Linked DNA regions of Homo sapiens: region 1 is linked to region 2. The links are chromatin contacts, found by Hi-C or POLR2A ChIA-PET in ENCODE. All regions are on one chromosome and are shown on one strand. Each heading gives the region's core, a stretch centred on a gene start or an enhancer-like site at or near the end of the contact. The rest is flanking DNA. Distances are from core to core; before and after follow the strand shown.

Evidence for each region. Hi-C counts contacts between places; a loop is a spot of excess contacts on that map. ChIA-PET counts read pairs that join two places held with the same protein, here RNA polymerase II (POLR2A). Pooled maps may share reads with other maps.
Region 1: a loop to region 2 is called in a map of chondrocyte, with 2.9 times the contacts of the local background. The contact joins the promoter of PAGE5 here to the promoter of VCF2 in region 2. A Hi-C loop is called at or near these places in 3 of 168 maps with a recorded cell type or tissue (Caco-2, Calu3 and chondrocyte) and 2 of 50 pooled maps. POLR2A ChIA-PET finds 5 or more read pairs at or near these places in 1 of 52 experiments (GM12878).

The regions. Positions count from the first base shown.
Region 1 is chrX:55,218,806-55,224,580 of GRCh38, reverse strand. It overlaps PAGE5 (PAGE family member 5), which reads right to left and starts at 4,235. Exons shown (of 5, transcript NM_001013435.3): 1 at 4,129-4,235; 2 at 3,118-3,206; 3 at 2,706-2,814; 4 at 1,835-1,960; 5 at 473-594. The coding sequence starts at 3,198. The coding sequence ends at 578.
Region 2 is chrX:55,159,455-55,164,601 of GRCh38, reverse strand. It overlaps VCF2 (VCP nuclear cofactor family member 2), which reads left to right and starts at 3,417. Exons shown (of 3, transcript NM_001166701.4): 1 at 3,417-3,465. The coding sequence starts at 3,446. RefSeq lists enhancers at 2,628-3,128, 3,129-3,629, 3,455-3,754.

The DNA.
Region 1 (5,775 bases), core at 2,986-5,485, 59 kb before region 2:
ACTGAAGATAACTACTCTTAGCAAACCAGGAATAGAACTTCCTTACTCTGATAAACTGCACCTACAAGAAAAGTACAGTAAACATTAAGGTGAAATGTGGAAAATGATCTGTTTCTGATCAGAAACAAGACAAGAATGTCTACAACCACCAACTGTATTCAAATTATACTGGGAAATTCTGTCCACTACCATGAATGAGAAAAGTAAATAAAAGGAATAATGTTAAAAATGGCAAAGAAACCTGTTATTATTAAAAGATTATACAATTGTGTCTGTTAAAAATCCAAAAGGATATAGAGGTAAACTTTTGGAATTAATAAGCATAGTTAGAAAGGTTGCAGGATAGAAAATCAATGTACCAACATGTTCTCTCTATATACCATCTCAAACACAGGATTTAAATTTTCATAAAAGATACAATTCTCAAGAGTATTAAAAATCTAGAAATAAATTTAACAAAAAAGTGCAGAAGTCTTTGCAGAAAACTGTAAAACTTTATTAAGAGAATGTTAGCAGTCAAATTTCCAGCATAAGAACAATATTCTTGGTTTCAGTCTTCATTTGTCTTGGTTTAAACCTATAGTTGCCCTTCACCTATAATATAAATATAAAATTAGAGCACGTTATTCAGCAGATTTCTATTTAGATGACACTAGAAGTATACAACTACAGTGTTGATTAACTAAAATCAGAACCCTGAGGGTGTCCCTTTAGCTTACATCCAGTTAGCCTCTGAATAAACTCAGAAGGTAGACTTCCAGGCATATTAACAATATTTTTAATTCATGCCACTTTTTCTAGTAGAATAACAAAGACACTGTTCGAGTACAGAATGAATTAAATCAAGTGAATCTATTTTATATGTGTAAGTGGAAAGTAAAAATATGCCTATACTTTTAGTAAAAATTCAACCAAACAAAAACCTAAGGAAAAAAATATATTTTTAAAGTATCATTTAAATTTTTTGATATGAAATAACACTCTGAATATAGAATATGTTTAGAACTGCCTAAGTGCAGGAAATAGAAAAGTCAGTATTACTTTTGTGTATCTTGTGAAAAAGTGTTAAAATGTTACTTTGGACTAGTTTAGACATTATGTAGTTGCTTTAAGTAGTGAACATTTGTCACTATTTTCATTGGTACTCCTGCCTCTCAACATGCTTAAAAGCATTTCAGTTTATACAGTAAACTGAAAACCCCCACGCTAGCTTTAAGACATTACCAGCACAATTAACATTACAACATAAACTGATGCTTATCATAAACATGTTATGTATTTGTTAAAAAACAGTCCTCTGTAAAAATACCTGAAAATTATTGGCTGTTGGTTACATGACTTACATTTAAAAGTTAGAAAACCTTTTCTTATCTTTCTTTTAAAAATGACACATGAAATCATATATATTTATCATGTAAAACATGATGTTTTAAAATATACATACATTGTAAAACGGCTCAACCTAATTAATATATGCATTATTTCATATAGCTGTGAAGACACTCAAAATCTACTCTCTTAGCATGTTTCATATCTTTCATATCGTAACTCAATTAGCTTTGACCCAATTTATTCTATCTCTTGAAGTTCTGGCCTCAAGTGGTCTTTCTGCCTCGGCTTCCCAAAGTGCTGGAATTAACAGCATGAGCCACCACACCTGGCCTTCTATCTCTGATAGTGTGTAAGGCAGCCATTTGGGGTCTGAACTACCTTCAAAGAATCTTTAGATGTGAAGTATGATATTAAAGTAGCAGTAATTTTACCTCTGTGTCACACAAAATACAATATTGTGAAAATAGAAACCCTATAATTTGCATCTTATTGAATAACATACCTGCTTCCAGCACTTTAGTGGGATCAAAAGTGGGCAGAGTCCCCTCCCTGACATCAGGACCATCTCCAGGTGCATCCTCTATCTTAAGCAGAGCCAGTTCCTGTTGAAAAGCTTCCACATCAGTCCCTTAAAGATAAAAAGTCGTCAATTTACGAATTAAAATATGAACTATGAACGAGGTAATAATATTTATTCCCTCATCATTGTGAAATAAAAACCTGTAGGCTAATTATTTCAGAAGTCTGTTGCCAGAAAAGCAGGAAAGCAGAAATGTTCAAACATTGCCCTTTCCTTTCCCAAGGCTGGCCCTAGACAACTTACTTGTTCCTTTTGTACTCATTTGTTCTTATTCTTATCACATTAAATCAGTGATTTGTTTGAGTCAGTCTGACTAGACTATGAGCTTTAGGCAAAAATTTGGCACTGACATCTCCGGCGCTTAGTATATTACACAGCATGAGGAAGCATTAATAAATGTGTTAAAAAGTATCTTATAAAAATACATGAGAGATGTCCGCAGATGGCAGACTAGGAAGCTGCAAGCTGCCATTCTTCCACAGAAGCATAAAACAAAACAAAACAAAACAAAAAACAGAAAATAGCTGAACAAACCATACAGGAACTCTGGAAAACACTCAAAGGTTTACGGCAACCATGCAAATACCCAATCAATAAAAAGCCTCCGTCAAAATGGTAGGAAAGTTTGTGGCTTTTTATGTGTCCTTGTCCCACCCCTCCGCACAGCAGCAGTAAGAAATGTTTAAGATTCCTTCCTAATGTTTTCTGTCCTCCTGTTACTGGTATGTCACAAAATATAATGCATAAATAGACCTCCACCACCCATAAGCATTATTCTCCACTCTCCCTTCACCTTGAACAGCAGGTGCTCCTTCATTTTTGATCTCCCCACTAGGTGCAATACCCTGATTATCAGTTGGTGGTTCCTCTTCTTGACGTTTTTCCTCAGTGGGCTGCTGGACCTAAGGGTGTAAGTGTGTGTGCGAATAAAAAGTCAATAATATAAACACACAAATGCATATGTGCATCGAATCATAAATCTAAAGACATTTTCCAATAGATATATATATAGAGAGAGAGTAAAATATCCATATCCATAAGGCAACACCAGAATATAATATTCCTGAACCAAAGTTGCCTTCATGAGATGCCATCATCATTTTTTATTAGCATGGAACACCTGTATCAGTGCATGTACACTCGCTCAAAAATATTTTTTAAAATAAAATGTGTTAATAGAAAACATCAAATGCTAAAGGACTCACAATCACAGGTCCAACTGGCTGGGAAGACTCTTGGTCATTTCCTCTTTCTGAGGATTGGGATCTTGTTACATGCTCACTCATATCTCTCACTGAAAACAAAATATTGTTATTTGGAAAAAGTGTGTAAGAACTTAGCTATATATATGAACATTCCATGGCAAAATGGTGATTTGTACTTTTTTAATTTTGAAAATATTTTCAAACTAAGTCACAGAGCATTGATAAGTACGCATGCTTTCCAATCAAACTAAGGACAGATTTGTTTGTATCATAGTCGAAGAGGCACAGAAAACACCTTAACGCCATAGCAAAAGACAGAGGACTTTTCTGAGTTTTGGCTTCACAATTAGACTCTCCATCATTTACACATTTAGGAAAAAAACGGGCAGAAAATTGAAACTGAAGTGACTGCTGCTTTCCTCCCACTCTGATATACTAGGGCCACCACCACCTCCTCCCCACTCCCCGAAAAATCAAGTTTTGTTGGAATGCACAGCCTCAACCATTCCTTTCCATGAGGTCCATGGCTGAGATGAGAAGTTGCGACACAGAGTTAAGGTTATGTTCCTCACTGGACACCTCTGCCAGGCACTCTACAGACCTCGGGGCCGTAGTCACCAGCCCACAGCGTTCCCAGTTTCCTGGCCCCTTCCTTACCACCCACACCATCCCTTCTCGCATCCCTAACGAAGAGTCCAGAAACTGTCCTCCCTCAGAGAGTTCCAGGCGTTTTCGGGACTCAGACACCTCTAACAGCACCCACCCCCAGGACTCGCACCATCTTCAGGCGATCTACCCCCTCCACGGCCTACCTTCCTCCCTCGTTCCAGCCCAGCCACGATTACCGGCCCATGGCGCCTGCATCAGGACCTGGGGGAAGGCGGAGGACCACCGCGAGGCCCTTTTCCCTCAAAGCCACGGACTGTGCCACGGGACCTGTCCTAAGCCCGCTGGCTCCTCCACACATTCACTCACAACTAAATTACCAGGAAGACCACTCTGCAGACCTACCGGCTGAGTCTCGGTCAGTGAGAAAGAACGAAGATGTTGGAAAGAACGAAGATGGCGGAAAGAACGAAGACACAACCTCTCCTTGCAGAGCTCTGCCTAGACAGAAGGTGGGCAGAAAGGCGCATGCGCAGCAACAGATCTGTGCAGCATGCGCACTCAGTGGGGTATTTGCCACGTGACTGAAGGTTTCCTGCCTCTGTGGAGAACCTAAACCACAAGCTCTTCTGACAACGAAAATGAACTTACAAAGCACTTTTCTTTTTCCCCCGCCCAACCTTCCTTTCACTTCCAATGGCGTTGGAGAATATGAGGCCCAGGTTACTCTAAGAAAACAATGTGTTTCGGACAAATTCGCCATCATAGAAATAAATATTATATATGTTAATACCCATTTTATATCTGCTTTCATAAATCATTTTCTTGTGCCTTCGCGAGTCTGCTGTCATGCTTGCAATGATCTTACCCACTCCAATATGATAAGACATTCATAGTTTTTGTTGCATGATTGTACATTCAAAATCATTGATCCGGGCCAGGCGCAGTGGCTCACGCCTGTAATCCCAGCCCTTTGGGAGGCCCAAGCGGGCAGATCACGAGGTCAGTAGATCGAGATCATCCTGGCTAACATGGTGAAACCCCATCTCTACTAAAAATTCAAAAAATTAGCCGGGCATAGTGGCACGCGCCTGTAGTCTCAGCTACTCGGGAGGCTGAGGCTGGATAATTGCTTGAACCCGGGAGGTGGAAGTTGCAGTGAGCCGAGATCGTGCCACTGCACTCCAGCCTGGGCAACAAAGTGAGACCTCATCTCAAAAAAAAAAAAAAAACAAAACAAACAAACAAAAAAAAAATTGATCCATCTGAACAAAATTAAGTGGTAGGGACTCTACATCATTTGTTGAATCCCTGTTTCACCCACTGTTTTGAAGTGGCTCTTTTATCATCACCTACATCCCCACTCAATTTTGTATGTAACTCTCTTATTTTAATTTTCTTCCATTGAGTCGTTTGTACCTGTACCACTAGTATACTATTTTAATTGCTGTAGCTTAATTATATTTGTAATGCGAAATAATGCTTGCCCTCCCTCATTGCTTTTTCCTTTTCTGTCTACTCTGACACATTTGTCTTTCAGATGAACTTCAGAATCATTTGATCAGGTGCTAAAATATTCCAGGTGAGACACTAGGTATTATTTTTAAATTACATCTTAACTTAGGGACAATATCTATCTTTCTATTTTAGAATTTCTCTATCCAAGAAAAAGCCACTCCTCATTTCCTCAAGTCTTTTTATGTATCCCTCACAATGACTGTGTTATTTGCTTCATATTAGTTCTTCACATTCAAATTAAATTTATTATTGGGCATTTTTATTGTTCTATTCCCTTCTGGACAGATGTTTGCTTTCACTTCACTATGTTTTTCATAGAAGTCAAACAATCTCTGTTCGCAAACAATATGATTCTATACCTAGAAAATCCCAGATTCTCTGCCAAAAAGATCCTTGATCTCATAAACTACTTCAGGAAAGTTTCCGGATACAAAATTAATGTACAAAAACCCGGAGCATTTCTATACACCAGCAACCTTCAAGGTCAGAGCCAAATCAGAAACACAATCCCATTCACAATTGCCACAGAAACAA
Region 2 (5,147 bases), core at 2,168-4,667:
CTATAAAGGCTGTCAGTAAATTTGATTGAGGTTCTTTTGAGGAACCTAACAAATTATTCTGTGGATTTCTGCATAACACTTCAGTTCCATATTAACTTCTACATCTGATTTTTTGGTGTTTTTACTGTTACCGTTTCACGGCTGCAAGAAGATCTTGATTTTCACAATATATTTATCGCTAATCTGTATCTTGGGAAAAAGAGAACCTCACTTTAAAAATAAACAAGTTACAAGTAAAGGATGGAAGAAGATATACCCTGCAAACATGAACCACATAAAAACTCAAGGTGTCAAATTAATACCTCACAAAGCACTCTTTATAGTGGAGATTATTACAAGGGACAAAATCGGACATTACATAATAATCATGAGATCTGGTCATTTAAAAGTGTGTGGCGCCTCCCTCCCCTCCTCCAACTCTCTCTCTCTCTTGCTCCTGCTTTTGCCACGTGAAGTGCTTGCTCCTGCTTCACCTTTTACCATGAGCAAAAGCTTCCTGAGGCCTCCCCAGAAGCTGTTACCAGAAAGGGGTCCCGATCCAGATCCCAAGAGAGGGTTCCTGGATCTCGCCCAAGAAAGAATTCAAGGTGAGTCCACAGTGCAAAGCAAAAGCAAATTTATTAAGAAAGTAAAGTGGTGAAAGTACAGCTACTCTACAGACAGAGTAGGATATTCCCAAAAGTAAGAAAAGGAATGCATCCACCCTAGGTACAATACTCGTTTATATACAGGATAAAAAAGATTATGGGGAGATGTGCTCTGCTACAAGGGTTTGTGATAAAGGATTAATTTTCTTAATTACTATATCTTGCAAGAATTGATATTATGATCTTTAAAGCAAAATTAGGAATGCTTCTGTTCTCAAGATATTGGGATATCACGACACTCCTAAGTCTGGGTCTGTTCAGTAAAAACATCTAGAGGCTAGAAATACCTAATTTTCTGAGAATGCAGCCAAGCAAATCCCAGCCTCCTTTTTCCTAGATTTTTCCTATTTTTTCAAGATAGAATTGCTCTGGTTCGAACGCCTCTGACAAATCCGGCGCCATGCTTTCTGTACAGCCTGCAGAACCATGAGCTAATTCAAACCTCTTTTCTTTATAAATTACCCAGACTCCAGGTATTTCTTTACAGCAATGCAAGATGGCCTAATACATGGTCTGCATTGCTTAGGAGTCTCATGTTGATTGCAGTGTCCTCAGTGGTTTCTGAAGGAAGGCTAACTTATCTCCCAAATCCTGCTGGTGATGCTGATTTGCTCACGTATGTCTGTGGCTGGTGTAACTTGCATTTTTGTCTCTCTCATCTTGGTCAGAATCTGGTACTCCCTGGCTGACTCAGCCTCAGCCCATGTGTGCTAGCTTCTGCAGACCCCTCTGAATCTGGGCTTCATCCTCCCTTCAGCCCCTGGCCAGGGTTGTCCACTCCACAGCCTCAGCTGCAAGGTAACCTAGTCCTTATCTGGCTTAAGCTTGCCCCATGGTAGCACCCCTGGCTCTTGAATCAGCCACTTTCCATACCCTCCAACCCCTCCACCTTCCTCAGAGAATGCAGCCCCTTGGGGTCTCACCTACAACACAGCAATAACCAAGATCAGCTCTTGAAAGCAAAATCCCTCATTTCTAACCATCTATTTGCCCACTTTGTAGACGATAGCATGATCCGATAGACATGGAGAACATGGTGATTCAAGTAAAAGGAATGATCATTACAAAAGCTTGTTCCTTGAGAATGTGGAAGGGCATGGGATCCAAGTGAAGGGTGTTAAGGAAAAAAAATTATTCATGGCATTTGTTAAAGAACGGTAAGGCAGACTTCATTCAGGACCATCAAGATAGGTGTAGGGACCACTGCTATGGGGTTTTGCAGTGAAGGGAGAGAAACTGGGTTCCACTCCAAATACAACAACGAAAAGTGGAAATTTATAGCCAAGGAGCAGGGTGGGGAGCAATGGACGGAAAATTACTAAGAGGAAACACCACGGGTAAGGGGGTATTGTGGCTAAATTGAACTAACAGGATTGTTGGTGAAGGTGGGCCAGGGTGACTAGACATCACCTGGGGGATGAGGAACCTAACTGAGATATTGATGATGGGAAATTCTAACTAAACTGACTTAGCAGGATTCTTGTTAAAATTGCACAATGCAGCGACAAACATGGCAGTCTAAAAGTCCCCTGTCCAGGGCTGTCTACTCCACAGCCTCGGCTGCAGGGTCACCTAGCCCCTAGCTGGGTTAGGCTTCCTTTATGGCATGATCTTTAGTTCTTGAATCAGCCACTTTCCACATCTTCCCTTCCATCCTCAGGGAATGCAGCCCCCTGTGAGATCACCTACTTAACAGCAAGAACCAGGATCAGCCTAAACTCTAGCACTCCCTTTGCCAACTTTTTAGATAATAAATACAGATAGAGGAACATGATAATTCAGGAGAAAGCATAACTGCAAAGGATGATCCCTTAAGAAGGTGGAAGGCATAGGATCCAGGTGAAGGGCCTGGTCTCAAGTAGGATCCTGTCTCTTCCTCCAGGGAAGCAGCCAAGATTATAAGTGCAGGTCTACTGCTGTTGGGAAGTGGTGTGAATTCTTCTCTGATTGCTTCTATTTTCTCAAGGGAATATCAGTGAATATCATGAGAAAATTGGGTGCTGGTGCTTGTGGAGGGATCTTGTAAGTAGACTAGACAGAGAAGGTACACTTGTGGAGGGTGTACATTGTTTGTCTACTTGGCGGCGGGGGGACTGCCAGGAGAGTAGGGAGGAGAGAGTTAATAGCTTTGGGTAAGCTGGCTAAGGAAGGTGAATGGTGAGGAACGCGGTTGTGGTTAGTGGAGAGGAGGCCTCCTTGAGGCTAAAGGCTGTGGATGCTGGGGCACTGGAAGAGGTAGCTGTTAGGACACGATCGGGTGCTGCCCGTTATGAGAATGGGGGATGCAAGAAATGGACATCGTGGAGGGGCGCGGTCTTTCCTGAGGCCCAGGGCATGACCGCGGGCAGAAGAGACTTAAGTGGGGGGAAGGAGACCCCCCCGAGGACGGAGAGGCGCCGGCCACGGCCTGGTCAGCCCCGGGGGCGCTGAGGTCGCCGAGGAGGATCAGCGGTGTGAGGGCTGCGAGGACAGGGCGTGTGCCACGTGAGAAGCGTGTTCAGAGGCTGGCTGGGTGGGAGGAGAATGTCCATGGGATTGGCACAGGTCTCGAACATGGGGCGGCTCGGGCAGTCGCGCAGCAGAGCCTGACCCTCAGCGGATCGTCCCTCAGGCGTCAGCTCCCAACTGCAGGGAAGGGAGCCTGCGGCGGACCCAGAGGAAACAGGAGCCGACCTCCCCGGGCTCCGATGCGCAGGCCCAGAGCCCGTCAATCCTTGGCCAGCCCCGCCCTCCGGGCTGCGTTTTTCCGGCGGCGCAGGAACTTCCTGCGCGGTTGCTATGGTTCCGAGGGCAGGACTATGGGAGGCTGCCCTGTACGGTAAGTTCGTCGGGGCCTTTCCGGCCGGTACCAGTCCGAGCTCTGGTCCCCACGGTCATCACGCTTTGCTTTCTCAGCCAAGATCTCGGGGCTCAGGGCGGAAACGCAGCGGATATGTATTTTCTTCCGGGGTTGGTGGCGCTCGGCTCTCATGACCTGCAGGTGACAGTGTTGGCCGGTGGCGCGGCCCTGCTTGCCTCGTGCCCCGCCCTTCGTGCTTGAAAAAAAATCCCGCGAAGCCTTCTCCGAAAGAACATGCTGGTTCTTTGGTTGTCAGTGCCTTACAAGCCCTGGAGGCGGGGGTGAGGTGGGGATGTGGTCCCTCGCGAAAACTCAGTCAGTGGACAATAGCATTCTGTTTTTCAAATTGGCATTTCCTCGGTGAGGCTGCTAGGTACCCTAGCAACTGGTATTTCTGTTTCTCTGATTGGTTTTGTCATCTTTCTCCACGTGTTACTGGGGTTCTATGGACCTTTATCAATGTATTCTTTCATTACAAACGTCTCTGAATCTCATGGTAGAAAACTTGGTTAGACTGTTAAAGCGTAATAAAGGAAACCAATCTTATCCACAGTCCGATCACCCAGCCGTGACCATTAATCATATTCTGTGATAAATTTCCTTAGATGTTTTTCATTCGTAAAGTTGCATTTTAAAAAATGAGATTAACATTGTTTCATGAACATTCCGCTTTTTAAACTCAGCTTCACACTTTGAAAAATCATTTTCATAGTATTACTCTGTTTTAAAAACAATGCAAACGTATTGTAAGCTGTTGAAAGTTTCAGTAAAACTTGAGCGCAAAATACTCAAATACTCAAAATACCATGATCAAAGACAAACATCACCATGCTCCCTAATGAAGGCAGAGCTGTGGCATGTGTTTGTTTCACTCTTTTATCCTGGCACCTGGAGGAGTGCCTAGCACTTAGTGGATGCTCAATAAACATTGTGAAATAAAATAATATTTACACCCGGTCATTTTTTCTTTATATATAATCAATCATTTCATAATGGAGTGTAATATAGGAGCAGTTTTCTACGTGATTTTTTATTTGGCATTTTGTACTCAGTACTCAGTCTCCTAGAGTCTCCTAGTACTCAGTCTCCTAGAGATGAGAATTGATTAAAGAGTAATGAAATTATAAAAATGAGTAAACTCAGCCATTCTTAGGAGTACCAAAAACTCAAAAGTAAGTCTCTAAGCAAATGTCTGGTTAATAATAGAGTGCTGTGAAAACTATGTCAAACGCTGCAATCTGATTACTTATTGACAAGGAACTTGAAACTGAAGATGTAATCTTACCAATCATTGAAAACAATTTTGAGAAAAGAATGTTTCAAGGAAGTAATCAGCCACAATCTCATGGTGACAATCTAGTGGAGTAACTATGTCATAATATTAGCTGGTATAGCAACAGTAAGTGCCTAACCACATTCAGCATACAAGAAATATCTCTTCAGTGTCGCTACACCACTGGCATAAGAACTTAAGAGTAGACACTGGCAGACACACATGTCTTACGATCTTATTGAAGGAGTTAAAAATCACTTACCCTGGAATTGTAACTTCATGGAGTCAAAACAATGAAACTAATTAGGTAGATTTTGAAAACTTAGCTATTAAATTCCTCATATTCTTTATTTTCAAGGATCATTTAAGGTTATGAAAATTATTTCTA